6 separate regions of the Homo sapiens genome follow, and all the other regions are linked to region 2. Evidence: chromatin loops called from intact Hi-C (ENCODE). Cell type or tissue: HCT116. All regions are shown on one strand. Each heading gives the region's core, and the rest is flanking DNA. Links, peaks and the distances in the headings are about the cores only.

The links. Peaks named below come from ENCODE experiments on the same cell type or tissue, not always from the same donor. Only the 100,000 strongest peaks of a DNase experiment are listed, where the experiment ranks them.
Region 1: it touches region 2 in a loop (8-fold over the local background); 25 of 110 quality-filtered maps call a loop at or near these places.
Region 3: a loop joins it to region 2, with 8 times the contacts of the local background. A loop is called at or near these places in 38 of 110 quality-filtered maps.
Region 4: a loop joins it to region 2, with 9 times the contacts of the local background. A loop is called at or near these places in 90 of 110 quality-filtered maps.
Region 5: it touches region 2 in a loop (8-fold over the local background); 21 of 110 quality-filtered maps call a loop at or near these places.
Region 6: a loop joins it to region 2, with 11 times the contacts of the local background. A loop is called at or near these places in 55 of 110 quality-filtered maps.

The regions. Positions count from the first base shown.
Region 1 is chr2:233,974,804-233,979,770 of GRCh38, forward strand. The region is part of intron 17 of TRPM8 (transient receptor potential cation channel subfamily M member 8); the gene reads left to right. Among named protein-coding and RNA genes, the nearest start is that of TRPM8, 60 kb to the left of the region's middle. RefSeq lists enhancers at 1-745, 1-76 and a silencer at 1,902-2,196. In HCT116, for the core only: a CTCF peak has its summit at 2,068; a DNase peak (open chromatin) is centred at 2,048; H3K4me3 peaks cover 45 bases; H3K27ac peaks cover 606 bases.
Region 2 is chr2:234,133,445-234,138,411 of GRCh38, forward strand. No RefSeq gene overlaps it. Among named protein-coding and RNA genes, the nearest start is that of SPP2, 85 kb to the left of the region's middle. In HCT116, for the core only: a CTCF peak has its summit at 2,385 (motif pointing right); a DNase peak (open chromatin) is centred at 2,407; H3K27ac peaks cover 392 bases.
Region 3 is chr2:235,109,562-235,114,528 of GRCh38, forward strand. No RefSeq gene overlaps it. Among named protein-coding and RNA genes, the nearest start is that of SH3BP4, 160 kb to the left of the region's middle. RefSeq lists an enhancer at 4,470-4,967. In HCT116, for the core only: no CTCF peak of the experiment used is centred there; no DNase peak of the experiment used is centred there.
Region 4 is chr2:234,498,511-234,503,477 of GRCh38, forward strand. No RefSeq gene overlaps it. Among named protein-coding and RNA genes, the nearest start is that of ARL4C, 3.9 kb to the left of the region's middle. In HCT116, for the core only: a CTCF peak has its summit at 2,105 (motif pointing left); DNase peaks (open chromatin) are centred at 2,101 and 4,171; H3K4me3 peaks cover 664 bases; H3K27ac peaks cover 1,415 bases.
Region 5 is chr2:234,255,786-234,260,752 of GRCh38, forward strand. No RefSeq gene overlaps it. Among named protein-coding and RNA genes, the nearest start is that of LINC01891, 200 kb to the right of the region's middle. In HCT116, for the core only: a CTCF peak has its summit at 2,534 (motif pointing left); a DNase peak (open chromatin) is centred at 2,566; H3K4me3 peaks cover 1,065 bases; H3K27ac peaks cover 1,415 bases.
Region 6 is chr2:234,542,818-234,547,784 of GRCh38, forward strand. No RefSeq gene overlaps it. Among named protein-coding and RNA genes, the nearest start is that of ARL4C, 48 kb to the left of the region's middle. In HCT116, for the core only: a CTCF peak has its summit at 2,305 (motif pointing left); a DNase peak (open chromatin) is centred at 2,294.

The sequences.
Region 1 (4,967 bases), core at 366-4,365, 160 kb before region 2:
TGAGTAGAATCAAGTGACACTGGATTCATAGCCTGGTGGGGAAATGAGTCATGAGCACAAATTAGCAGAGAGAGAGAGAGAGACAGAGAGAGAGAGAGGCAGAGGAGAGAAATGTGGAGGTGGGGAGGGAGAAAAAACCATCTGGAATTGCAAATGGCTGGTACAATAGTAACTTACTGAATTTTTTTTGACCTGCAAGAGGTTATTTAGAGAATAAGAGGATGGGCGTCTGGCATGGTGCCCTAGTGCATCTCTTCTTGCATCAACCCCACTGGGAGGTCCTTTGAGCTTTTCCAGTTCCTAACACATACTCTGTTGTTGCTCAGAATTGCGTGGCATGGGAATGATTTGATTTAGATGTTTATTTCTTATTCACATTTGGTCCTCGGGCTAGCACAGGTGTTGGCACCGACACGTTTCTGACAAGCATGTGTGTTTTTAGTAAATGCATTGATGAAGCACGGTCTTCATAATTCAACTCAAGGGCTGTGTGCCCTGGAGTGGCCATGGTAACACTCAGGAGACCAGCGCTGGGGAGCTGGAGAGGAACCCTGCCCACAGCCCCACAGCCAGGAGCTCAAGGGTGTTCTCTAGGGCAGAGGGCGCTTTGGTGGCCTCTTCTCAGAATGGTTGATGAAAAGTCAAAAGTCTTTTTTCTGCTACTTTTCACCCCTCAGGCTCCCAAACATTTCTCTACCTGTCCCTGACCCTGCCTCCCTTGCTGCATTAAGGCTTGGAAGCTGCTGTGCAAGTCCAGACGTTGTTTGACTCCTTTAGGCATCTAAAGAAACCAGAGGCTGGGCACGGTGGCTCCCGCCTGCAATCCCAGCACTGTGGGAGGCCAAGGCGGGCGGATCACCTGAGCTCAGGAGTTCGAGACCAGCCTGGCCAACATGGCAAAATCCCGTCTCTACTAAAAAGTACAAAAATTAGCCGGGCATGGTGGCGCGTGCCTGTAATCCCAGCTACTCAGGAGGCTGAGGCAGTAGAATCGCTTGAACCCTGGAGGCAGAGGTTGCAGTGAGCTGAGATTGCACCACTGCACTCCAGCCTGGGTGACAGAGTGAGACTCCACCTCAAACAAAACAAAACAAAACAAAAACAAATGAACAAACAAACAAAAAACACACACACAAAAACCCAGGAATCTGAGAGAGAGGACTTGTTCTGGGTTGCTTTGGAAGGCAGACCTTGGCCTGGATGGAAGCTGCAGGGAGATTTGTCTTGGCTTCATCCAAATATTTCATTCATGCATTCTTCCTTTCAACAAATACTTCACACCCCTACTTTGTGCCAGGCACTGTTCTAGACAGCAATGGACCAAACAGACGAAGATCTCTTCCCCTATGGAGCATTCTACCAGTTCCTGATGATTTCCAGGAGCTTTCGAGGAGAGGAGATGAGCATCGGCAAGCAGCACTAAGTGGGCGAGTCTTACACTTACTGGGAGGTTGGCCCAGAGGACTTGCAACAGTAAAATCCGAAGTCTGTAAATCACAGACAACTCTGTGCCAATTTCCTGTGTGCATTTAGCTACTAAGTCACCTGTTTGGGTCATGCAGGAGGAGACTCAGGAGAGGTACATTTTCCTTGGAGAAAGGCCCTGGGCAGGGTTAGCATGAGGTGTTTTTGCTCAGGGAGGACACAGGGCAGGGACATGGGGTGGGAGTAGACAGGGGCAGGTGCGCAGGAGAACTGAGGAAGGACAACGTGCTGTGAGTAATTCCCAGGGGCTGCGGGAGGAAGGGTGGGGGTCTGGCTGACCCCTACCTATTCTGTCTGCTTTCATTGTGGGTGATGCTGGCTATGGGGGGATGCTTACTAAGTATCTCTTCTTGTTATTTTTAAGAACGATCTTTGAGTGGGCCACTTTTAACTCAGCAATCCTGGGTATGAAAGCAACAGTATGGGAAGCACCCTGTGCTTAGGGTCAGCAGTGTGTGTTCCAGGTGGCTCTGCCATCCGAGGGCTTTTCTGGCCTTACAACTCTGATTCTGGTACATGAACAGGTCTGTAGAACATAGCCATGGAGATTCTTATCGTTAAAATAATCCGACACTTGGGGTCACTGTTTCTCTTCTGGTCTGCAGACTCATGCATTTGACATCCTAAATGGGATTGCTTTCCTCTAAGAAATAGTTCTGCTGGCCTGGTGCTGTCTTAATTAACCTAGTTTACACTTGTTAGGGGAAAAAAAGAAAAAAGAACCCAAGCAGGGTGTGACCTGATTTAGATTGTGTCTGATTTAGATTGTGTCAAAAAGTCATGCTCTTCCGTGTGTACCTGTGTCCCTTTGCCTGAATGCAGATGTCGAAATGCTGATTTGGAATTTTGAAACGAGGCAGTCAATAAGTGCAAATACAGTTGCTAAATAATCCTTGGGTCTGTTAAACAGACATTGGGGATGTTTATTTAAAATGGATGAGTCCCATCATGCCTTCACGGAGGGCACCATTCAATTTTGAGGCACGTTGAATCTCCAAATCCTGACAGATATGATGAAATAGTGTCCTGGGATTTTATGAATACAGCTTATCCCAGGCATTCTGCTCAGAGAAGAGGCCTCTTTTCCTTTAAAAACACATTATCTCCCTGCGATGGTAACTTGGAGCCTCAGGATTGACCTATTTCCGACGTCGCTCTTCATGTAGGTCAGGCTTCTGCAAGTCTCCCGGGCTGAGGTTGGGCTGGGGCAGTGCCTACCTGCCTCCCAGAGCAGGGCATTAAGCGGGGAGCTAGCAGCAGGGAGGGCCTTTCCCAATCCCCCTTATCTTACCAGGCACCAGAAGAGCAAATGGTTGTTGGTGAGGGGTCCCTGGGGCTGCTAGCACCAGCAAAGCGGACAGTTCCTGTGGCCTCCCCCGAGGAGCCTGCCTTGGTTTCTGAGCCTAGGCAGAATGTTTGAACTGAGTGAATAGGGTGACAAGAATGTTGACAATACATTAGCAGATCTCTTGTCCTTCATTATGGTCCTGATAATAATGGTTATTGGCAGAGACAACTGTAGCACAAATGAAAATATCAAATATATTTTAGCTATATGGCAAGATGTATCTGTTTCCCCTCGATTTTTGTCCATTTTTATTTTATTTAGTTGTATAAAATCACAAAGTAATAATGCTTATCACAAGTGGGACTACATAAAGAATAATCCTGCCCAATCTAGAGTATAATCTTCCACGACCTTCTTCATGCCCATAAAGATATGAATGTATGCAGGTGTTTTGTTTGTTTTTATCCAAATGGAATCCTACTGTGTTCATCACCTTACAATTTGCTTTTTTTTTTTTTTAGAATTTCTCATGGGCATTCCTGCAAGTTAATCTTAGACATAGATCTTGTTTTCAGCCTAGTTTCTTGTGAACACACGTATTTCACAGAAATGGAATATTATAGTGTGTGTGTGTGTGTGTGTGTGTGTGTGTGTGTGTACTTTTTAAGTTGAGCCTTTTTTTCCTTCTTTGTTAGTCTCCCTACGGACTTTCTCAACCTTTACTCTAAAGACAAGGCCTCTCAAGCTATGTTAATAAACTGCTGTGTCTCTTTCTGCTTTTATTTGGTCCATGTGCTATGTACACACACTGTATTACATCAAACCTGAGATGTCATTTTTTTCACTTTTTAACATCTCTGAAACTGCAATTTCTTACAATCTGAGGTTTAATGAAATAGGGTAGGCATATGTATGTTTGGGGGCTTTTTTCTTCGTTCCTGGTTTTACAAAAACAATATTCTGTTTCCCATACTTTTCTGCATTTTGCTTTCTCTTTTACTTTGTGGAAATCTCTTCAAGACAAATGACATCACTCTGTTCCTTTTTAAAAACATGATTGTAGTATATTCAATATTCCTTGAATGATGGACCACATCTTTTTCCTAGATTATGCTTTTCCCTGCAACAAAAATGCTGCAATAAACATCCTATTTACTGAATAAAAAAGAGAGAGAGTTTAGCCTTCACACAGTGACTGGACTGTTGACACACCCCACGGTGCTGCCCCAACCTGGGGGATTTTAACATTTCCTGGGTGCTTGATTTCATAGTGCCCTCACCCCCTTGGCCCACTCAAGTTGCTATTCGAATTTATAAATGAAGGAAAGGAAATGCTTCTTGAGAAATTAATGATGTGTCTTGAATCCCTTCCACATCTGAGACTGTAGGACCTCTGTGGGATCTGAAGAAGCAGAGTGATGTGGGGAGAAGCAACTGACTCGGGCTCAGAATCATGAGGTCTGCCACTTGCTGAGCGAGTTCCTTAGCCTCTCTAGGCTGTGATTTTGGCAGCAAAGTAGGAAATATAATATCTAAATATCAGATGGACTCCTATTGGTGAGTTCATTTAGTAACATTAAGAAGTGCCCTCTTGCTTTGGTGACATTTCTTTGATGTTATTTCCCCGCCTTGCACAAGTGTTGGTTTCCATATGTGAATTCACGTAGGGCCTCGGTCTCATCCTCATACCGATCTTCGTGTCGTTTCTTTTCAACATGTTTAACATCTGTCTTTCCCACCAAACAGTAGATTCCTTGAGAATTAGCATTGCACCTAATCCAGTGTTTCTGTGTGCCGGGAGCCTGGCACAGGTGTTTGGAATTCCATGTGCTCTCTGTAAATATATTTGAATGGATGGACAAATGAAAGGATTAGCTGGTCACTCTGGAATTACCCAAATCCAGTTTATGGATTGATTTAGGAGTCATCCAGATGTGGTCTTCTCCTTTCCCTCTTCGGGAAAATGCGAAAAGAGAAAGGATACTCTCTGTTTATTTCAGTGTTTTCCTGACATACTTTCTTCCAAAGAATCATGACCAATACATACACGTCGGTCCCTGAGGCACACTGTTCCTGTCAGTCCTTTCTGCGACCACATCTGTCCTCACAGAAGTTATATACAGCACTTATGTGCACATTTTTTTTAAAAAAAGATTTCTTTTAATCAAGATGTTTTACTGCCATGTGGCAGAAA
Region 2 (4,967 bases), core at 336-4,335:
CTTTTGCTCCACTATGATAGGAGATTCTGCAACTTTTTTGCAGTTACATCTATTGTTAAAGAAAAAATTATTCAATGACACTTGTGAAAGCACATAAGGAGCCCTCAAGATAGGCATTGGGACCACGGCAATGGGGTTTTGCAGATGGGGAGAGATTAGGTTCAACTCTGAACATGACATATGCAAGTGGGAATTTACAGCCAAGGAGCACGGTGGGGGCAGTGGATGGAAACCACTAAGGGAAATCCTCAGGGTTAAAAGGGATTCTGGCTAAACCAACCTACCAGGATTCTAGCTGAAAACAGGCCAGGGTGATCAGACAGCACCCGGGGGGGTGGAGGATGAGAAACCTGATTAGATATCAAGGGCGATCAGGTATTGAAGGTGTAGCATTTTTGCCAACTGATTTAGTGGGTTCTCTGCTCAAACTGGGTTTTACAAGAAAGTGCTCAGATGGGCCTAGAGGTTTTAGAAGGCTGACTAGTGTTCAGTCAAGCAGAGAGTCTTTGCCACTATCGGCTTGAAAATGGTGAGACCCAAAACACAGAAACATGGCACACGTGGTGGGAGTTATGAGCTCAGAAGGCCAAAGGGAATCCTTCTGGGTGCCCCCAGGAGTCTAGACCCAGAGGACTAGAGTCTGCACCAAGAAAGCCTTTTGCTTGTGTTGCCTTTAGAGAAGAGGAGACCAGCTGGGCAGCACCGCCCCTCCTGGGTTACGTGCAGCTGAGACACTTGTATCCCGGCAGTGAGCCCCGGCCATCTTGATGGCCGATTCCTTGTTCCAGACCGGGGCCTGTTCTCTTGGGATTGTTCTTGCAGGACCCAATATGCACAGTGAAGGAAAAAGTAAGTGTGGAGGAGTGACTGCAAAACCCGCCAGGTCTGATGGGGAGCATGACCCAGAAGCTGAGCCTCAAGGCTCCCAGCACTGTTGTTTCCGGAGTTCCTCTGATGTCCCTGAGCTCCTGGCTCCCCATCTGAAAATGAGGGCGAACATTCCCCTTTCTGCCTCACAGTGTGAAGGTCAGTCACATGGTGTGTGAAAAACCCTTGTCACCTGTAAAGGGGCTCTCAGTGGAAGTGACCTGTGCATTCCTGCAGCCAGAATCAAGCCCGGCACTCCTCAAACCTGCCAGATGATAAGAACCCCTTGGACAGATGCTCACATGACCAGCCTCATCCTTGGAAATGCTCATCAGTGGTTGTGGGTTGAGGCATGGGAATCAGTGCTGAGTAAGTTCCCTAGGGTAATTCTTCTCCTCGGTGGCTGGGGAAACATGGACTATCTGATCGGGTGGTTCTCAGGCTTGTCTGCGATGACCTGGGGGAAGATAACAAAGAGAAAGACTCCATTTTTTATGTTTGACCACTGATGGCTTTCAATCCGTTATCTTTCCCTCCCGCTGGAACCACATCCAGGCAAGTTGATGAGAACATTGATGCCTTCTCCCTGGGTGCCTGAGTGCCCGTGGGGAGTTCAAATCCTGGCCTCTGTGCAGGAACCCTCAACCTGGCTGGCTCACTTTTAACCACAGTAAGAACCAATGCTACTGCCATTGCACCTACTTTATTTTCTCAAGCCCCCTGGACTGTATGGAGCCCAACTTGATCTCCCAAGAAAGTCACATTATGTGACCCTTTTCACAACCTAACAATGGAAGGGACCAGTCTGGGCAGCCTAACCAATTTTGGATGGCGGTTAATCCCACCCTCCATGGGGCACCTGCATGACAGGGGGCTTCAAAGGTCAATGCCTGGCCTGCAGAGTCAGATGTGAGCATCTGGGAGGCAGCCTGGCCATCAGTTTAAAGGTTCCTGGGTGATCCCTGGTGATTGCTGGGTGCAGTGGGGACTGAGGACGTGGGTCTCATTCTCCTCACGTCCCATCCAGTTGACTGTAGCTTTCTCTTAGCTGGCCTTGCCTCAGCCTGGTGAGAGCAAAGTCTGTGCATTTTTTGTTACCTTTCTATTCCCGGATCTTAGCTGAAATGCAGGCGCTGCTTAATTGACAGAAAGAAATGAAAAGGAATTGAATGCTTAGAAACAGTGATCGCATATCAGCCAAGTATACAACAAGAGTCAGGCCTCCCCCACTTTGACACTTTCTCCTCTCTATTGCTATTCATTTTGGGGACCTTTGGGGTAAAACTGCATGTTAAAATGTAAGGAATAAGACTCCAGCTGAGGAATAGGATTTTCACACCTAGAGTTTTTAAAAAATGCAACAGAGTCCGGTATCAAACTCTAAACAGAAACTGGATCGGGGATTCTTTAGAAGGGATTCCTAAAATGGGTGGCCCCAAGCCTAAACGACTTCAGTGGAATCTTCCAGTCTTGCATTCACCGTTACCAGCTGTTTGTAATGGGAGAGATTCAGTGACTCTTATCGGGCACTAGATGGCGATCAGGCATCAATAAGGCCCAACAACCGCCTCGGACCTGGGACCTGGGATTGGCTCCTCCAACCCTGGCCGCCACCCTGGGAAGTGGCCATTGTCATCTTGATTGTCTGTGGGAGACCAGTGAGGCTGGCGGTGGGGATTAGAACTTCACCCAAGGATCACACCCTCCTTCAACCCTTCCTGTGCAGCAGGTTTTACATTCATGTGCAGTGACCGCAGCCGAGGATGTGGGGCACAGCCCGTGAGAGAGACCAGGAGGTCAGCAGTGGTGGGAGTGTTGTGTGCAGTGCAGCCAGGGACCACGGAACGGGTCTCTGTGGCCGCTGGACCCTGCCCCACGGGCCTCAGGGAGGAAGAGCTCTTGAAGGCCGAGAAGGGGCTGTGCTCTAAGCCTGCTGCCCAGGCCTACCCTGCAGCCCCCAGGATGGTTTTCAGGATGCCTCTAATAACACCCATGTCACTCTTACCACTGGCCAAGCACCATTTTGAGCACTTTCCACAGATCAATGTATTTAATCCTCACACAAGCACAATGGGCTGGGTACTACCATCATTGTCATTCTATAGATGAGGAAACTGAGGCACAAGGAAATTACAAAGTTTGTTCAAAGTCATTTGTAGACCAAAAAAGAAAAGAAAGAAAAATTCTGAGCCCTTCAACCATCTAAATGGACCCCTCCTCTCTGCAAGGACATTCCAAAGCTAACCTGAAAAACTAGTTCAGGCCATGATGGGAGGCAGGGGTCAGAGGTCAGACATGCCTCATTATGCCCTCCTCCCTTTTGGAATTACTGATAGAACATTTACAGTGTATTCTCTCTGAAGCCTGCCACCTGGAGGTTTCACATGCATGATTAAATCTTGGTCTTCACAACCCTTTATCTTAACCCAGACATTCCTAAGTCCTCTGACAATAACTTAACTCTTTCAACCAATTGCCAGTCAGAAAATCTTTGAATCTGCTGATGATCTGGAATCCTCCTCCACTCCAAGCCCTGCAGCTTCCAGTTGACCCACCTTTCCGGACAGAACCAATGTTCATCTTACATGAATTTGATTGATGCCTATGTCTACCTAAAATGTATAAAACTAAACTGTCCCTGATCACGTTGGGCACATGTTCTCAGGATCTCCTGAGGGCTGTGTCATGGGCCATTGGTCACTCATATTTGGCTCAGAATAAATCTCTTCAAAGATTTTACAGAACTTGACTCTTTTCATCAACACATTCAACAAGTAGGTGACAGAGATGGGATTATGCTATTTTTTGAGACAGTTTCACTCTGCCACCTAGGCCGGAGTGCAGTGGCGCAATCTCGGCTCACTGCAACCCCACCTCCAGGGTTCAAACAATTCTCCTGTCTCAGCCTCCCAAGTAGCTGGGATTACAGGTGCACGCCACAAAGCCCGGCTAATTTTTGTTTTTTTTAGTAGAGATGGATTTTCCCCATGTTGGCCAGGCTGGTCTTGAACTCCTGATCTCAGGTGATCCGCCTGCCTCAGCCTCCCAAAGTGCTGAGATTACAGGCGTGAGCCACCGTGCCCAGCTGAAAAATGTTTTAGATAAATTTTGTTCAATTGAAAAAAAAAAAAACAAAAAAAACAACTTATTACCTCTTCAGACCTCCTTGAGATGAAGCAACTGACTCCCTCTCACAGGAAATTTCTATGACAGTCAACAAAAGCTGTCAAATTGCCTGCCTTTGTTCTTTGAGAAATTAGAACAGCCTCCAATGCCTGCAGGTTACATTTCCAACCAGTGACTCATTTCATTGAGATGGGTTCTTTTTCCTGCAACGATAGCAAGTTTGTTATACTAGTTGGGTCTTGGTGAGAACACTGACTAGGAACCAAAAAGAATTCCACAGCCCAGGACAATTAGGTCAAGCCATGAAAGCCCTTTAATTCTGGTAAAACCCCCTCAAAGGGGCATGTGAACGTAAGTCTTCACAGCCCTCTGGCGCCAGCACAATGGCAAAATCACTCCACCCAGAAGCACTTGGCCCCCAGCTGGGACGTTCTGGGTTCAGCCTGGCTCCTTGTCCCAAAGGTCCCTGGTTGGCACAGTGGGGCTCTGCACCATCTATCTGGTCCTCTCCAGGGATGGCAGGCATGAGGCGGCATGGGCAGCCTCCTGTGCCGGGAGACTCTGGCTTGCAAGTAGAAATTAAATTCATGTCTTTTGCTGTTGGTGTTATTTGGATACAAAATATCGTCTCTTTCAAATTAAGTTTTAAAGCATCGAATTTTAAACTACTGGCAAGATAGTGTGAAAACTACAGTGATTAGAAGGGCTTGGAACTATTCTCAGATTTTAGCTAAAATGTCACTTTCTTAGGGAAGCCTTTTGTGGCCATGCCTTCCCGATCCCTCCGTCATTCAGTCAAGACCTTCTGAAATGCCCTCCAGCACCACCGTCCTTCCTTCATCGTAACATCTTAATTAGTAATTATATACTAATATATGTGATTATTTGATGTGTGGCTGTCCCCAACTCCTTCCCCCAACCTCAAATACACTAAGCTCCATGCTTGTGTTTTTAACAACCAGAGTGGTCAGGAT
Region 3 (4,967 bases), core at 549-4,548, 980 kb after region 2:
ACCCCATCTCTACTGAAAACACAAAAATTAGCCGGGCGTGGTGGCACATGCCTGTAATCCCAGTTACTCGGGAGGCTGAGGCAGAAGAATCACTTGAACCCGAGAGGCAGAGGTTGCAGTGGGCAGAGATCGCACCATTGACTCCAGCCTGGGCAATAAGAGTGAGACTCTGTTTCAAAACAAAAATAAATAAATAAATAAATAAATAAATAAATAAATAGGGGGGTTCAATCAGGGAGGTGTCCTGGAGAGGAGGTCTTGTCTGGGAAGCTGTGAAAAGGGGACATGAGCTTTGTTACAGGAGCCGTTATTGAGTTCAGGAATTCTCAGGTCTGCTTCTGGAAGCTTGCTCCTCTTTTCTGAGCAGTAATGCGGAAATCATAGTTGATTCTGATGCCTGTAGTGCTTCCCACTCCAAGAATACAAAAGAGAGGACTTGGTTCCTGCCCCCAAAGGGCTCTTAGGGGCTGCCTTTGTAGAGAAGCATCACTTCATGAAACAATTTTATTTCAAAATCACTTGTTGCTAACTAGTGTGGTCGTTCCTCAAAAAATTAAAAGCAGAATCACCATAGGATCCAACAATTCTACTTCCGGGCAAAAACATAAAAGAATTAAATGCAAGGTCTTGAACACGTATCTGCAAACTCATGTTCCTAGCAGCATTATTCACAAAAGCCAAACAACGGAGGTTGCAACTGAAGTGTTCATCACTGGATGAATGGATAAACGAACTGTGGTGTATACACACAAGGGAATCATACTCCGTTTTAAAAGGAAGGAAATTCTGACACACACTACAACATGGATGATTGCTGAGGACATTATGCTAAGTGAAATAAGTCAGTCGCAAGAGGACAAACACTGCACAGTTTCTTTTACCGGAGGCACCTTGTGAGATAGTTAATTTTCTGTGTCAATTTAACCGGGCTAAAGGGTGCCCAGATAGCTGGTAAAACATTATTTTGGATGTGTCTCTGAGAGTGTTTCTGGAAGAGGTTAGCACTTGAATCTGTAGACCAATTAAAAAAGAACTGTGCTCACAGGTGTGCGCAGCCATCACCCAAACTGTTGAAGGCCCAAAGAGAACAAAAAGGAGGAAGGATGAGTCTGTTCTCTCTGCTTGAGCTGAAACATCCATCTTTTCCTGCCCTGAGATATTGGAGCTCCTGGTTTTCAGGTTTTCAGACTCAGACTAGGACTTATACAATTGATTCTCCTGGTTCTTAGGTTTTCGGACTCAGACTAGGACTTATACAATTGATTCTCCTGGTTCTGAGGCCTTTGGACTCAGGCTCTATCACACTATAGGCTTTCCTGGTTCTCCAGGTTGCAGACAGCAGACTGTGAGACTTCTTGGCCTCCATAAGCATGTGAGCCAATTCCCATAATAAATTCCTATCTATCTATCTATCTATCTATCTATCTATCTATCTATCTATCTATCATCTATCTATCGTCTACCCTATCCGTTCTGTTTCTTTGGAGACCCTAGCTAATACCTCTAGAATAGTCGAATTCATAGAGAGAGAAAGAATGGTGGTTGTCAGTGGCTGGGAGGAGGAAGGAATAGGGAGTTGTTCGATGGGTGCAGAGTTTCAGTTTTATAAGACGAAGAGCTCTGGGACTGGATGGTGGTAATGGTTGCTCAACAATGAGAACGTACTTAATGCTACTAAACTCTGTGCTTAAAAATGGTTAAAATGGTCCATTTTAATCTTACATGTATTCTACCACAATTTAAAAAACTATTTGCTACTAATTCACACGTTGCTTCCCTCTTTCATGAATCACAAGATGTTTTCTAAGAGGCCTACAGTGATTTCAGGGGCAGAGGGGTGAACAAGAAGAGCCCCCATTCTCTGCCCCAGCAGGCTGTGACCTGGTGAAGAAGACAAGCCCAAACAAGTAATAAGGGGCCCAGGTCTGAAGGTTCAGAATGAAATGACTTTTCTCCAGCATCTAGAAGTCACCTTCAGGAAAGCCCATTTTGAGATTTTGGACTGGTATAATTTATAATCACTGGATCATGGAATATGAGGCTGCTAAGGGTCTTCAGATATTCAGATATCGCCAGGACGACAGCCACCTCCTATTGATGAGAACACTGGGATACAGGGTTTTCTGTGAGCAGCTCAAAGCCCCATGGCCAGGGAATCCTTGCACATAATCCCACCCAGCCTCTGGTTTTTATATTTGTCCACAGAGCTTTCCTTTTCACAGCCAATATTCATAAGGAAGGAGTCAGTGTCACCCATGGTCTGTCCAGTGGAGTAAGGTCCTCAGATTTCCAGGGGAGAAGTCCAACCTGCAGGGGCAAGACACACATGAAATGATAACTCAGGCCTTGCAGAGCACGTGTTTCTTAGATACCCTTGTATCTAAGGGTATCTAAGGGTATCTAAGTACCCCAAAGCGAGTCCTCAGATGCTGAAATGCTTTGTGTTAATCTCAGGCAGCCTCATCCCTGAAGTCATGTTCTCAGCTTCCTAACAGAACAACAGCATTTCAGGGTGAAGCTGGCATTTCAGCCCAGGCCACCAGCATAGGTTTGTGATCTTAATAAAACCAACATTGGCCTTTTATTTCCTGGAGGTGGCAGAGTTTTCACGGTGTGTAGGATAAAAACACCAATGGATCCTTTACGCTCTCTTGAAATAGAAATCTGAGAAACGTATTCAGGAGGCCACCGCTGGGAACTAGCTCATGTGAAGCACATCAACTCTCCTGGCGCTTTTCAAAATCCTTACTTATTTCCCTCAAAGTTTGAAGATGTGAAAATTCAGACTAAGGATATAAGATGTATTAAATTGAAAAGTATCAAAAAGGGACTTGCTTTGTGTGATGGTTAATTGTATGCGTCAACTTGGCTGGGCCATGGTGCCTGGTTGTTTGGTCAAACACCAGTCTCCATGTCGCGGTGAAGGCGATTTTTAGATGTGGTTAACATTTAAATCAGCTGTCTTTGAATAAAGCCTAGAATCCTTCATAATGTGGGTGGGCCTCATCCAATCAGTTGAAGGCCATAAAAGAAAAGACAGAAGTTCCCTGAAGAGGAAGAAATTTTGCCTCCAGACAACCTTTGGATTCAAGACTGCAACATCAACTCTTACTGGAATTTCCAACCTGACAGTCTGCCCTGCAGATTTCATACTTGCCAGCTCCTATAATTGTGTGAGCTAATTCCTGCTCTCTCTCTCCCTGCCCCCTCTCTCTTTTCGTGTGTGTGTGTATGTGTGTGTGTGTGTACATTATATACAGTTGACCTTTGAACAACACAGATTCAAACTGCATGGGTCCACTTATACATGGATTTTCTTCCACCTCTACCACTCCTGAGAGAAAAAGACCAACCCCTCCTCTTCCTCTTCCATCTACTCAACATGAAGATGACCAGGATGAAGAGCTTTATGATTATACACTTCCACTTAATAAATAGTAAACATATTTTCTCTTCCTTATGATTTTCTTAGTGACATTTTCTTTTCTCTAGCATACTTTATTGCAATAATACAGTATATAATGCATATAACATACAAAATATGTGTTAATCAACTGTTGATGTTATGGGTAAGACTTCAGATGAACTGTAGGCTATTAGTAGTTAAGTTTTGGGGGAGTCAAAAATTATATGCAGATTTTGAACCGCACAGGGAGTTGAAACCCTCAACCCACTTGTTGTTCAAGGGTCAAGTGAATATACATATATCCATTATATATACATATATATATATATATATATATATATATATATATATATATATATATAGTGTGTGTATATGTGTCTGTGTGTGTGTATCTCATATTGGTTCTATTTTTCTGCAGAACCTTGACTAATAGATTTAGAAATCAATCATTGGTACTCATGAAAATATGAGTCAAGCTTTTAGGTGAAAATACTGAACTTTATTTACTGGTTTCTTATTTGTTCTTTGGCATTTTCTTTGATAAAACACACTTAATATAAGGGTAAATTTGTACTTTCTTCAGAGCTATTCCAGGACTCTAGAATTTTCTCTAGTCCTTACTCTGTCCTTTCTTTAATCTCTTCCAGAGCCAGAGTCTTCCCCTCTCTGCAGCCCCATCTCGAGGTGTCCTCTCTCCTCCTCTTCTCACCTCCTTCTTTGAGCTCCATGCCTTTCCTTGCCTTGCAGCTCAGACCTTGTTGCTCCCTGTTCTTTGCTTCCCCGAAGAAGAAAGTCTCTCAGCCCCCACACTCCTCATAGAGGTGTCTATGGCCCCGGTGGGGGCTGTCCGGTGAAGTCAGAGCGCGACGGAGCCTGCCTGTGCGTGATTCGTGGCTGCTGAGACTTGATACCAGCAGAGGGGCTTTGCCCTGCCATGTGTTCACTAGCCGCTCAGCCTATTCCCAGGCCCCTCATCTCCAAGACCAGCAGCCCCGCTTCTGTGTGGGTGGTAGTGATCCAGGTGGTGTGAAGTGCAGGCAGCTCCACCAGAGGTCAGCCCTTAAGCCCTGCAACAGCCTGCGGCAGAGCCAGGAGGACTCTTGCAGGCAGGGAGCTGATGGAGGGATGGGCCCAGCGCCTTCTGGGTCCGTGCAGGGGGCGGGGCAGGGAGAGGATGGTGGCAGGACCAGGACCTGCCCCGGCACTCCCAGTGCTCTCTGCTGGGCCCTTCTGCCCGTTGCCTTCCTCCCACCCTAGGCAGAGCCCGAACCTCCACCCAGCCCCACCTGCTTTGGGTCCTTCTTGGGATCTGATTCCAGACTCTTTTGGGCTTTATCCAGCACACTTTCACTCACTTCCACCACCTCCTCTATGCCGCAAAGGAAACGCCACCTTCGATGTGTTTGAGTTATGTAAATTAAAATAGTGTGATATAGGAAAGATTTTAAAAACCTCACTCTAAATGAGATGGATCTTCTCCAAACTAAGAAAAACAGTCACTGAGAATTGCATTCTATAATTTCAAAGCTTGCAAGCACAGCCAATTCTGACTCGTCTTCGT
Region 4 (4,967 bases), core at 593-4,592, 370 kb after region 2:
GAGCGACCATCCACTCTACTGAGTGGATTTGGGGCTGGAAACGAAGTATCAGGCTGGAAAGGACCCTGCCTATCATTCCACCCAACGTTGTCCAGTGAGGTAACAAGGCCTAGGCGCCCGTGACGGCTAAGGCAGAACCTAGAGGCCCACTGCCTGCTCCAGGACCAAGGGTCTGTATGCACAAAACTGGGCACCTGCCTGCCCTCTTCCTCACATCCCACTCTACCCACACGCTATTTCCTTCAATGAGGAATAAAGTGAGCCACCCGAAGGATAGAGTTCAACAGAAAATATTGGCTGCACTGTGCCACTTACTTCATTTTAAATAAAAATGGAAATGTATTCACTGACATCACTGAAAAGTTAAGGATAAAGGTCCTCTTCAGGCATGGCTAGACCCAGGAGCTCAAAAGGAGTCTTTCGAGCAGGTGTCTCTCCAGTCCTCCTCCGTGTTCCCCTGTGTTGATTCTTTTTCCTTCTGGCAGCCTTGGACTCACATCCTTGGTTTAGATCCTGGAAAGGAAAAGGTACAACTCTTTCCCAGTAACTCTAACCAAAGCCTGGAGCACGCACCCTGGATCAAGGACTGCAGTCCAGGAGGAGGGAACACACCAGTGGATGTGGCCCAGGGGTTGAAATCGGGAAGGGTGGTTCTCCAAGAAGAATCCAGGATCTGTCACCAAAAGAGCAACTCTAGTGAGGCAACAGAAACAACATATGTTGGCATAATTCATAATGATGATGTTTCCGTTATTGGGAACCCTGGGGAGACAGGATTTTGTGTTTTTGGAGTGATTTTCTTGACTCTCTTTAATGCCTGCCCCATAGATAGCCAGCTTCTCATGAGACTGTTTCTTGTTTCTCTTTCTTCTCTGCCACAGGCAGGGCCGAGGCTGAGCCCCAACCCAAGATGAGCCTTTGGTTTAGTAGCCTGGGACCTGGACATTTGGAAAGAGACAGATCAGACTGGAAGCCTCTCCATCCGGCTTCCACAGATTACCTTTGTGTTACTTCCTTTTCCCCTAGTCAAGACTTGCTTTAAGTTTTAAGGTGGTAGGAAGGAGATATTTTAGTAAAGTATCCGATGTATCTTTTTGGTGCTATGCTAATTATTACCAAGAGCCTCAGTGGTTTTGACTGCAGCCTCCACATTTTGCACCACCATGATGGGGTTTAGCAATAAAGGGCTGTCTGCTGTCCAGTAGGAAAAAACAGATTAATAGACATTAATAGAGCCTTCCAGAACACAGCCATTAAACAGCAACTCACCATAATTGAATAGCAACCACTCTACCTGCTAATTTCACTCACCAGGTGATAAGTTAATTTTACAGTTGATAATTTAACTTCTAACACATAAAAATATCATTTGGTTGAGTCGACTGGTAACTTTCCTTCAAATGTGGATTTTTATTGAAAAACACTGGAATTATGAAAAGGAAGGTAATGTTTACCACTCATATCAGACATGTAAGGCCTACTTTGAGCCTATTTCTTCATGGACATACATCATGGCTAAATTCCACTGAGTGGAAAATATTGGCTGCACTGTGGCACTTACTTCATTTTAATTAATCAGAAGGAGAGATTTTTTCAAAGAATAGCATGTACTTGTGTCTGCCTGAGATGAATTCCTCTTCCAGCAGCAGTGACATTTCAGGTCCTCTCCTTTCTATTCTTCATCAAGATGACTGCATCCAGAGAAGAACTCAATTATTTCAAGCAAACAGAAGGCAATAACTTGGCAGTAATTTTGAAATTGCATCCTAAAATATTCTCTTTTTTTTCCCTTTAAGGGCTTTGAAATAAAATGTGCCACCAATTAAAATGACTTTTGAGTGAATCCGATGAGCAATATATCATGGCATTATTATCTTTGCTTGAGTAAGGCTAATAACCTAAAATGCAAAAGGGAGCATCCCATTTATTCTTGAATATGATGAGTAAATAAAGACCAGAACATGGGCACACGTGTACACACATACACACACGCGCGTGCGCGCATAAGTGTGGGGTTATTTGCATGTTCTCACTGCAGACCTGCTGTGGAACTCTGGGTTCAGGTTCACTGCCCCGGTGCTTAACTGTTATAATACAGGAGTGCCCTCTGCTGAGCTTCTCGGATAATAGATGAAGGGCTCTACAGAGGCACATTGGCCTAGTGCTTAGCAAATGTTCAGTCCATAGTTATGGAATGAATGATGGATAAGTGACCCCCTGCTTTTCTTCTCTCTATGGAGATGCAGGAATAGAGCCCTACTGGTTAAACTGAGAAAGTGCCAGGGGCCCATGGGTGCTTTGCTTGGGGCTCAGAGCTCAGAGCCATTGATGCCAGTGTGGGTCTTGTCTGTGAGACCTGTGGGTTATCTGCTGGGAGAGGGGAGCCAGGAACCTGGCAGAGCAGGAAGTCGCTTTACTAGGAGAACTGTTCAAAGAATCACAATTGGTGGAAGAGATCAGAAAAGAGCATCCAGGAAACCCAGCTGAGACCAGAGAAGGGAAGAAAACTGATTTTTGCATCTAATTCGCAGGCAGGCATGAGCAGCTGTAAATGGAGAATGGGGCTGGGAGTCGAGAATGAAGGAGGCCAGTTGGCAGACAAAGTGACAAGGCCTGAAGCTCCTGAAGCCAGGTGGTCCAGGATTGAAGCCTTTTATCTGTCAGGAGAGGTTCCTTAAGGAAGAACCAAACCAATACTTCCAGAAGCCCCAGGGCATGCTAGACAAACCAGTCACCATCACTGCAGTGCAACCCCCTCAACTCCAGGAGAAACGCCGACTCAGGCTACGTAACAGTGGAAGCCACTAAGACACTGGTGCCAAGGGAAGTTTTGTGGATGGGACGGTAGATCTGGGGGGAGATAAATGAAAATCTGTGATGCCTGCAAGCTCCTGCTTCATTCAAGTGGTCCAAAGCCTGAAAATAAAAAAGATCCACTACTCTATTGGCCATTCAAGTTTATAATTCTAAGGAAAAAAAAATCAGGGTGCCTTATTTTTTATTTTGCTAAGCAACAGGGCTGAAACAATTCAGGTTTTTATTTTCCCAATGATCACCACTGCTAGTGTTTTGTATGGTTGTTGTTGTTGCTGTTTTCTCCAAGAAAAAAAATTTAAATCAAAAAGCTAAAAGGCTCCCCCGCTTCAAGTCTTCCTTAATAATTGTCGATCTCTATTACATTCCTGAGATAGATATAAAATTTTAGAAGCCATTATCTGGGCTGGGCATGGTGGCTCACATCTGTAATCTCAGCACTTTGGAAGGCTAAGGTGGGAGGGTCATCTGAGGTCAGGAGTTTGAGACCAGCCTGACCAACATGGTGAAACCCCATCTGTACTAAAAATATAAAAATTAGCCGAGTATGGTGACAGGCATCTGTCATCCTAGCTATTCTTGAGGCTGAGGCAGGAGAATGGCTTGAACCTGGGAGGCAGAGGTTGCAGTGAGCCAAGATCGCGCCACTGCACTCCAGCCTGGGCAACAAAAGCGAAACTCCATCTCAAAAAATAATAATAATAAATAGAAGCCATTATCTTTCCTATCAGTAATATTTTCAAATATAATTCTTATATAACACTATTTTACATCTCTCCCTAATATTTACATGGCATGTATTAAATGAACCTTTGTCAAGGATGTTAAGACTCAAAGCTTTGGAAGTCAGCACTCAGGCATACCAAAGTGACAGAAAAGTTCTTAGTGCCAGCTTCCAGTTCAGGGGGAAGAAAAGGCTTAGTATGCAAAAGGTATTTCTGAATCCTTTAATAATTCAATCACAGTAATTAAATTTCTACTCTAATAGCTACAGTGAAGGAAAAAAAAAACAAGTTAACAATAAATATCAGGTGATTAGAGAGCTGCACCATGAACCAAGAAGTATTTGATGGAAACTTGGATTACTTTCATTCCTCTTCTCCCACCTCTGCAGGTGAACTGAAATGCTATTATTTTCATTTAATTAAGCTTACTTGGCTGGACCCCAGAGAGATGAAAACAATCACGCTTTTGTGCCCCTGTCAAACCCTATTGGCTTTCTACAGTGCAGCAGGGAGGATGGGGTGTGTTGCCAGTGCCACCCTCTCTAATGTGTGGTCACTCAGGATGACTCTTCCCTTTAATACAACAGTTGGCTTTTGTAGAACCATCCTCTGTGTGGATACAGCACAGCATCTGAACAGAGCTCCTTGGCCCGTTGCTGCTTCTGTTGGAGTGATAGCCACTTGAGATGATCATTTCTTCCTTATGAGTCACACAGTGCTCATGTAACCTGATGCTTTGCTCCATCAATCACAGAAAATCCCTTTTACTCTCTTGCTTCTGCCTCTCCCAGTCTCCTGCAGCTGCTCTCCTAAGGTCATTGATGACCTATGGAAAAATCCAAAGGGCTGATCTGTGCGGATGGCTGTTTGGGATGGAGATGCTCATGGGTTACAGGCACACCATCCACCAGGACCTCCAAACGTGCGTCTTACAAAGCTGTGCTCTCTCTGTCTCCCTGATCACTAATACTACTTTTTGTGTGAGTCTTCTCATTATTTAGTCATCAGCCACAGACTGTGTTGGTCGTCAGTGTTGGGTCTGTGATGTTTTCTTTCTCTCAGCATCTAATTCCATCTAGCTCTCATGATTTCTCAATCTCTGTCACTGTCAAAAGCCAGAAGAGAACAACATGGACTATTGGACTCAGAGCATGCTCTCTTTCTCTGTCACTCTGTAGATAGGTAGATGATAGATGATAAATAGATAGATGACAGATAGATAGATAGATGATTGATAGACGACAGATTGATAGATAAATGATAGATGATATAGATAGATGATAGATCAATAAACAGACAGAAAGAGATTATCCAGCAAACACATCAACCAGCACAAGATGATAGACAAACTCATTGTCTTTCCCCTCCCTCTGCTTACCCTCTGCATCCAGTCAACCAATGTCCAGATGATTTTACTTTGGAAATGGC
Region 5 (4,967 bases), core at 546-4,545, 120 kb after region 2:
TCAAAAATCAAAGTGATTGGATTTTCTAGAATCTGTATGATATGATGAGAAAATGTATGCAATATACATAAACCAGAATAGCCTTCCTTATTCAATGTTAACACTTTTTATAAGAAAGTATTAGACCTATTGATTTAGCAACTACATAATTATTGGTACTTGAAATACAGGCTTATAGAAACGAAGAAGTCAGAGTCACTCATTCAAAATGTAAGCATAAATATGACTTCCATTAGCAATACCGGATTCCTGGATAGAATGGCCCAGTCTAGTCATCCCAGCAGGTCAAAGTGGCAAACCAGGTCAACACCAGAAGAGGCCCTTACAAATCCAAACAGAAACTTCTTTCTAAACCAAATCATTTGGAAAACACCTGAGCAATCCATGAAGTTTTTTACTGAGGTGCAGACATTCCAAAAGCTAAGCAAATATTCATGTAATGAGTGCCCCAAGACCATCAGCCGTGGACCTGTCGTTACTTCAAACAAGTCAGGATTTCAGCCAGGTCAAGGTTGAAGAAGAATAATTTTGGTCTAAGCACCTGGCATTTGCTCTTAGGTGTGGTCAAACTATATATAGGTGGATGCCGCCAGTCTTTAGTTGAATTGGGCAAAGAACTCTGAGTTCAGTAGGGGTGTGTGTGTCTGTGTGTGTGTGTGTGCATTTGAAATCTTTTTCATCTTTAATGAAATCTATTTTTTAAATGTCCTTCTTGTCTAAGTGCAACTAAGAGAGAGACTGCCCATACTAAGAGATTGGGGTGTTTGCTCAGGGCAGGGGTACAAGGCACACCTATTCCTCACCCAGTGCAAGCTGGGGGGATGGAGGAATTAGATGACTCCTGAGTTCGCTGCTCTAACCAGAGAGGGAAGGGGCAAGCCTGCATTCTTGTCAAGGTGAGGATAATTCTGGCCTCATGTGACCCAGCTTTGCTGATCCTACCAGGTGAGCATTCCTGAAATAACTGCTATCCTCGTGGAGTCCTGTTCCTGGTCCTGTCTACTCAAGAGATTGTGGGTGTCGCCTGCCTTGAGTTGGCCACCCTCATGGGCTTCTTTGTTACTGGCAATCAAAGTCCTGATAACCTTGATGTGATACCCCTGCATTCATCCCAGGTAAAATTCTAATGAAAAGCCACTTCTCTCAGATCATCATGTGGGATGGTAGATTTCACCTGTTGACAGATACCTAGGGATAGATATGGACTTGGAAGTCAGGAGGACCTGGGTTCAAATCCCTACTCATCCACTTGTGGGCAAGAGAGCCTGGAAAATTTACTTACTCTAAAAACCTGTTTCATTGTCTATAAAGATGCAGATAATAACAATGACAATAGAATTTTATATGGACTGAATGAGCTAATCCAATGTAAATGTGTAACACTGGGTCTGATTTGGTAAAAAAGCACCATTTTATAAACATAGAGAGCAATTCAGGATGAGGAAAGGCAACAGAGTTCTATTACCTTTCAGGTCTCAGTTCATGTCAATATCAATTTTGAAATGTCATTCAACAAAACAAGTATATAGTGAGTTCTTATTAGGTGTCAGGCACAAATTCCAGGAGTTGGGTAAGACAGTCAGTGTCCCTACCCTCAGGAAGCTTACATTTTAATAAAGAAAGAAAGGAAAGAAGGGAGACAGGGAGGGAGGGAAAGAAAAAATAAAATGTAATTGATGTAGCAGTACAAACCCTCAGGCATTATGATAGGGGTGACTTTTGCAAATCCCCCCGATATGGTTTGGCTGTGTCCCCACCCAAATTTATCTTGTATCGTAGCTCCCATAATTTCCACGTGCTGTGAGAGGAACCTGGTGGGAGGTAATTGAATCATGGGAGCAGTTTCCCCCATGCTGTTCTCATGGTAGTGAGTAAGTCTCACAGATCTGATGGTTTTATAAAGGGAAACCCCTTTTGCTTGGCTCTTATTCTCTATTTGCCGGTCACCATGTAAGATAGCCTCTTGCTCCTTTTTCGTTTTCTGCCATAATTGTGAGGCCTCCTCAGCCATGTGGAACTGTGAGTCAATTAAACCTCTTTCCTTTGTAAATTATCCAGTCTTGGGTGTGTCTTTATCAGCAGCGTGAAAACGGACTAGTATACCCCCTAACCCTAACCCTAACCAAACAACTTTGATTTTGTCAGAAATAACCAGAGTTGGTTTTCTCAGTAATCACCACCAAATTTCTCACCATTGCATCTGGAAAAGTGGAAACAGCATTCTAGGACCCTGCCAAGGATGGGAAGGCCGGGAGGGGTGTGGCCTGTGTCTCAAGAACAATCTACCTGTAACCAGACAGGGTTGTTCATCTTTAGGAAATCCCTACTGCCCTAAGCTAAGACGGTGGATGTGAAAATGTCCCACTTGCTGGAGGAGGGAGCTTAACCTCGGAGAGAGCATTTCTGAGGCTTCTGTGGCATCTGTTAAGTCTTCAAACACATAGGACTCTCTCCAAGTCAAGCGACGAGAAAGTGCATTTTTCACAGTGCTTGCTGCAGCACGTTTCAGGGAGCATGTGTGGAGCCTCCTGGTGGGGAGAATACCTGGCAGCTGCCAGACACATTCACTGTGGGATTCTGTGGCTCGGAGCACATGTCCTGTGAGTCACAGGATATGAGACAGTGAGGAGGCAGAGGGTAGGGAGAGGGCAAGGCGCTCCAGAGGCTGCAGCAAAGGAGAGAGGGGGATGCCTTATTTCTCTTAATTTTTAACCTATATAGGCAATTTTGCAATAAAATGGGTTGGCTACCAAGTATATTTCCCTAGAGCTCATGAAGCATTGGATCCTTTGATTGCAGAAATCCAAAGATAACAAGGTGAAAATTCAACTCACAATCCATATTTCAATTTGCCATTTGTGGTTTGTAGTGATTGGTCTGAGCCTGTGAGTAATCTAATGGTGAAACATGGTTGCACGCTAGAAAAGCTGTAGTTTACAGCAAAAACCAAGGAGCTATGGGCAAAAACTTTAATCACTTCAAAAAGAAGTAATTCACCTGGAATCACCTTTCCTGCAGGCAGTGAGATGTGCGGAAACAGGCCCCGAGCTATAGGTAAGAACACCCAGGTGTTGGGGCTGCCCCTGCTGCTTATCAGTAGATCTCTGAGCCATCCATGCCCCACCTGGAAATACCCTGAGATCCTGTTGAATGAGGTTCTTTGCAAGCCACAGAATGCAATATGAGGATGAAAGTTTCTTTATAGTTGAATTTGTATAGTATCCATTGACAGCACAGTTCATATGGGACCACAAACAGAGATCCGTGTACCATGCACCCAGCACTATGCAACAGGCACCATGTACTAAGCAGCAAGCACCATCGCTGACTTGGGGCTAAAGATAAACACATGCCAGGCCAGGCGAGGTGGCTCACGCCTGTAATCCCAGCACTTTAGGAGGCCGAGGCGGGCGGATCACGAGGTCAGGAGTTGGAGACCAGCCTGGCCAACATAGTGAAACCCCATCTCTACTAAAAATACAAAAAAATTAACCAGGTGTGGTGGCGGATGCCTGTAGTCCCAGCTGCTCGAGAGGCTGAGGCGGGAGAATCACTTGAACCTGGGAAGTGGAGGTTGCAGTGAGCCGAGATTGCGCCATTGCACTCCAGCCTGGGTGACAGAGCAAGACTCCGTCTAAAAAATAAATAAATAAATAAAAATAAACACATGCCAAATAATAACAGAGTGTTGGATAGGAAGGTAAAGTTGGGCCTCTTGACCAGAATAAAAATTCGTTCATTTGACCAACATTTACATCTTTTGCATTTATTTTCTATGAGGTGTACTATGTTCTCTGAGAAATCCAAAGCTGAATCAGAAACAGGTCCTGCTGTCAGGGAGGTGATAATTTAGTAAAGAATGTAAATTCATCTACAAATATCTGTAGCACAAAGTGGTATTATGCATTTTACTCAGGCCTTGGTCACTGGGTATAGAAACTATTCAGGAGAGGAAAAGCCATCACCGGAGCTCTGCTTGGTGACCTCTCAGCCTTAGCCCCAGCCTCACCCTCACCTCAGCCCCAGCCTCAGCCTCAGCCTCACCCTCAGCCTCACCTCAGCCCCAGCCTCAGCCTCACCCTCACCCTCACCTCAGCCCCAGCCTCAGCCTCGGCCTCGGCCTCAGTCTCACCTCAGCCTCAGCCTCACCTCAGCCTCACTTCAGCCTCAGCTTCAGCCTCACCTCAGCCTCAGCCTCAGCCTCACCTCAGCCCCAGCCTCACCTCAGCCTCAGCCTCACCTCAGCCCCAGCCTCAGCCTCACCTCAGTCCCAGCCTCAGCCTCACCTCAGCCTCAGCCTCAGCCCCAGCCCCAGCCCCAGCCCCAGCCTCAGCCTCAGCCTCACTTCAGCCTCACCTCAGCCTCAGCCTCACTTCAGCCTCAGCCTCACCTCAGCCTCAGTCTCAGCCTCAGCCTCACCTCAGCTTCACCTCAGCCTTCCTTGCGGTAAGTTTGCAGGAAAGATAGAATTCTACTACTAAAGGCATGAGCAAAGGAAAATGGAGGATATATTATAGCGACCTAGAGAAACAGCACACTAGAAAGACACATAAATGCCTAATTGTAGCTGTCATAGAAGACCTCAGGTGCCACTGGAAGGGTTTACGCATTGTGATACCAGTGGGGAGCCATTGCAGGCTTCGGACCAGGGATCAGGGAGGGCGGGGGAATCAGAGACCTCTGTTTCAAGCAGGCGTGTGTGGTTTCCCTTAAAACTTGAACTGAGCCTGCCTCTGGATGAACCCCTTTTCTCCCATGGCTGGACCGAGCCAGCAGGCTCAGCCCAAGGCAGAGCCAAGAGCAACCCTGCAAGGATAGAGGGTCTGCATGCTGGGAGGCAGTGTTGTCTAGTTTCCCCCTGCAAAGATGGAAGCTCTGCATGCTGGGAGGCAGTGTTGTCTACTTTCCTCCTGTAGGACCCAGTGAATCCAGAACATAGAAACCTGGCGAGCTCCAGCAGGGTGGTG
Region 6 (4,967 bases), core at 345-4,344, 410 kb after region 2:
AGTGGCCAGAGACAGACATGATAACGGAGGTTCTAAAAATGGTTTTGACCCAAAGTGTACCAGCGACATTCATCTCGCCACGCAAATCTGACCATCTAATGGGGTTCTCCCTGGTTCTGCTGACGCAGCTCATTTTTTAATGGCCTTCCTTAGTCACACATGAGGGTCAGTGACGAACATAACCTATCAGGGCCTGGCCCTGCTTCCTGTTAATACCCCCGACTTGGTGCTAGGGTCGGCCGAGCACCACGCATCATTTTTTTCAGGTCTATCAGTGGTTTCCCAGGTCATGAGGTGAGCCTTTCACATGGCAATGTTCGATGCAGCAAAGACATTGCATTTGAGGCATTTGAGGACTCCCAGGCTTTATGTGATGGTAGAAAACAGATGTCAGGGACTGCGTAAGGACTCAATCACATCCAAATAGTTTGCAGACATTTTCTTAGAAAGGATGGAGGATGTCTCTGTCACCTCTTAGTGGAGAACAATCTCTCAGAGAAACCCAACTCAAGCAGAGCCCTTGGGGTTAACCTTTTAAATTGATCATGTGGGTCCTCATCATACATACCAGAAAATGTCAGCACCCTTCTGGATATTCCCGACTTTGTGAATAAGGTTGGGCTACAGGGATAGGCAGATCCTTCCCCAAGAATGGCTCTTTATCCTCTTGACATTTTGCAGTTTTCATGGTCATCTGTGGAAGCCATGCCCCAGGTATGACGTCTAATATAGAAGACTAATGGTAAACAATGGGGTTCGGGTCTTAAAATTGTGGCTGAAACTTGTGGGTGGGGAGGGGGTAGTCAGAGGAGAGGCCAGAGTCAAATGCTATGAATGTTGGATAATGAGTCGTCCAAGTAGCCAAGTCAGAGAGAAAATGGTAGACGGGTTACAGGGTCAGTTTACAGAAACTGGAAATAGGCCAGGTAGCTTTGGAAACGAAGTTTCCACATCTGTATGAGCAGCTGGTCCTAGCGTGTGTGGCCTGGAGCCTGAGGGCCTCTCACTAGGTAGGGCTCTCTCTGGGGTCTCTCCTTCACCTGCATCTCTCTCCCGACCTGGTCCCCATGGATCATCCACCCTACATCTTCATGCCTTTTAGGCTGTTCCTTACCTCCTTGCCTCTATTTATTCACCAGTCCTCAGACACAGATGACAATCTTATTCAACAGGCATTTGCTGAGCACTGTGTGCCAGGGAGCGTTCTCGATGCTGTAGGCCCATTGGTGAGCAGAGACTGCGCACCTGTGAGGTTTCTGTTCTTGTGAGGGTGATGGATGACAGACAAAGGAGGCCTGCAGAAGAGTCTATTCTTGCAGCTTGGACTAAGTCATCAAGCTGTGCTGACCAGGGTCAGCCACAGAGGGCCAGGAGGATGACCTTGGAGAGGGTGGAAGGAGCAGGAATGTGAGGAGTCAGGGAGGTGTGTCTGGGGCAGAGGGCATGGCACGCAGGAAGGCAGGGAAGGATGGGCCCGCAGGGTTCAGGAACAGCAGCGGGGTGCAGACCAGAGAGTGCCCGGAAAGCACGAGGAATTTGCTTGAAACGTAATGGAAGCCCCTTTCCTCTGTTTGCTCACCCTCACCTTCCTGGAAGGTGCTAACCTACTTTTTAAAACTCCAATGAGATGGACCTCACGTGATCACGGCAAGAGGGCAGCCACACCCTCGCAGGGAGCTCCTGGAGATCGAGGTAAATGCCTTACTTATGGTGGTGCCCAGTGTCTAGCAAGGTGTGGGGCCATCAACACATTTGTGGAGCTAGCCAGAAGTGAATGAATGAGGGAAGGAAGGAAGGAAGGAAGGAAGGAAGGAAGGAAGGAAGGAAGGAAGGGAAGGAGAGAGGGAGAGAGGGAGGAAGGAAGGAAGGAAGGAAGGAAGGAAGGAAGGAAGGAAGGGAAGGGAAGGAGAGAGGGAGAGAGGGAGGAAGGAAGGAAGGAAGCAAGGAAGGGAGGGAAGGAAGGAGAGAGGGAGGGAGGAAGGAAGGAAGGAAGGGAGCAAGGAAGGAAGGAGGGAAGGAAGGAAGCAAGGAAGGAAAGGAAAGGAAAGGAGGGAGGGAAGGAGGGAGGGAGGGAGGGAGAGAGGAAGGAAGGACTACCTCCACACTTCCTAGCTGTTCAGTAGAATTTGGCTCTCTAGATACGGCTTTTTTGGTCTGGAATGCTGAATCAGTAGCCAAAGTCATCAAAGACCGTCTCTTTCTCAAGGATCCCCAGTGTGGAAGCGGGACCCACCCAGCAAACCCATGCAGCATCAGGCAGCGCAGGGTTTTCATCCCGCTAGGAGCCTGCCCCCTGGTGGTGAAGAGAAGAAACGCAGAGCGAGAACCAGAGCCGGGCCGGGATGTCCCTGGGGCGGATGTCAGGGTTCACCTGGGGCTGCTTTGCCCCTGCGTGCAGCACCGCCCAGTAGGGCTGCTTACCTGTCCCACCCGTGCGCGCCCGCGGGTTCTAAACTCATTTTAACACTTGGTTAAGCAAAAACCAATTTGAGAAAATAAATGAGCTTGTAGGGTGTTTGAAAGCTAAATGGATTGATTTTGGATTGAGAACTACAGTGCTCTCAGGTTTTATATGGCACAGGATTACACACACCCAGGAGGAGCTGTGTGGTAATTATGACTAGAATCAGAAATTGCACCGTAAAAAGCTCATCTGAATAGATCCGGATTTACCGACACGGAAGACGGTCAGTTTCCCGGGAGGCCGGAAGACTGGGTATAGAATGAGCTTTCCTGGTGATCTCTAACAAACAAAAGGTGTCTGTGCTCTTGCAAGTGAAGGAAAACATTCTGAAGGGGGATGGTGAGCTCTGTTTTAAGTCATAACATTGAAGTACTTTGGGGTTATTTTTTGAGTGTCTGTATTTTCTGACTTCTCTATATTGTATTTCTGCAGCTCTCTCCCAGTTTTCTTTAGGGAAGCCCTAACTTAGACTCTCATGAATCCCCCAAAAAGGCAAGTTGAAAAAAATAACTTTTCTTTTTTGACATTTGAGGCATTCAAATGTCACACAGAGTCTCACTCTGTCGCCCAGGCTGGCGTGCAGTGGCACGATTTCAGCTCACTGCAACCTCCACCCCCCGGGTTCAAGTGATTCTCCTGCCTCAGCCTCCTGAGTAGCTGGGACTACAGGTACCTGCCACCACACCCGGCTTATTTTGTATTTTTAGTAGAGATGGGGTTTTATCATGTTGGCCAGGCTGGTCTCGAACTCCTGACCTCAAATGATCCACCCACCTCGGCCTCCCAAAGTGCTAGGATTACAGGTGTGAGCCACCGTGCCTGGATGAAAAAAAAAAAATAAGTTTTTTAATCCAGAAGAGATGGTATCTCCTCATGGTTTCATTTAGTTTTAAAAGACCCTTCTCACTTCCATCCCTCCCTCCTCACATACAAACCTAAAATTCTTGGATCCCTGAGGATAAAAACATAGTGGCGGACTCACATCTACCTGTATAATATTCAGGCAGCTTTTCCCAATTATTAGCTGTTCTCCACAGGATGAATGGAAGGTTTCTTTTTCTCCCTACTTCAATTCTAGTTAAATAAGTGAGATGCAAGGAGGAGGAAGAATTATAACGAGTCTGTACCGTGATATTATTTCATTACAGGCTGTAAAAAAATCCTCATTATTAGTCAGTTATATCATATTAGTGATCTTGCATCGTGTGTGTGTGTGTGTGTGTGTGTGTGTGAGATCCTGCATGTGTGTGTGAGACGGATAGAGTGTCTGTGTGTTTTTGCCTGGGAGAATGTTGTTGCCACTGCTCTTATATAGGATGGTTTTAAATAAATTTCTTTGCCACTTTCAAAAGTCTGTGTCCTGGATTCACACCTTCACTCTCATTCTCTTTATTCTACTTAGTCGTCCCATTTGCCTATGTATATTTCCTAGGACCAAATGCTGTCTTTTAAAAGCCCTTCCCGAAACCTCTCTGAGATTCTTTCTTGAACAGTTTTACAAACTTACAACCCACCCAATGTGTTTACAGGTAAGGTTTGCAGCGTAGAAAACATGATCAGCACCAACTGTCACTCCTGTTGTTGCAAATTTCCTTCCCCCATTTACTGTTACACACAATGAGAATAGCAATTGGCAAGCACTGGGGAAAGACCCATCTGCCTATCTACATGTGCATGCAGTAGGAGGTGCATATGTGCATACAGCGAGCTTTTAGCCATCAGCTCACCTGAGTGCTCTGTCCTTCTCACTTCCTGCCGAGCAGACCTAGCAAACCAGGGGGAGTTCATGCTTTCTCTGCATTTGTCAGACCACATCTAGTGTGTGAGGGCTGGCTCCTTTCTTCCTTCATTCATTCTTCAAATCTTTACTGAGCTTGTCCTATATGCTAGACACTCTTCTAGACAACAGAGGGGTGGAGGTGAGAAAGACAGCCCTCCCCCTCCAGGGGCTTACACTCCAGGAATAGTGACCAACAGACAGAGTTGATTCATGCCTTGGGAAGCGTCTAACAAAGAAGAGAGAGGCAAGCAGGAAGGGAGTGGGGTGAGGAGGCCCTGGCCCTCACTAGTCTTAAGATATTCAGCTTTCCTGGAGGAGGTGTTACCTAAATCAGGTGCTGAGGAAAGCAGGTGTCATTCAGGGAGATGATGGGGGCAGTGGGGAGAGGATCTGGAGAGAGGACATCTCATGCCAAACTGAAAGGGCCCAGGGAGGAAAGGTCGGTGCACAGGGTGGTGAGGGCGTGCTGTGTGTGGTGGGCGCACAGCAGGGAAGGCAGAGGTGGATTCAAGGAAGTGAGAAGGGGCAGTATGAGGAGGTGAGGTAAACTCAGGAGAAGTTGAAGAAGCAGTCAGTTTGGCCTGAGGAAGAATCAAGGGCAATTCTTTTTGAAGCAGTGAGAGCTGCCCAAAATGCTGAAAACACAGACGCAAGGGTAGACGGATTCTGTGGCCTCCATGTCATAGGAATAGAATGAATGGCTGAAGGGCAGAAGGAGGAGTG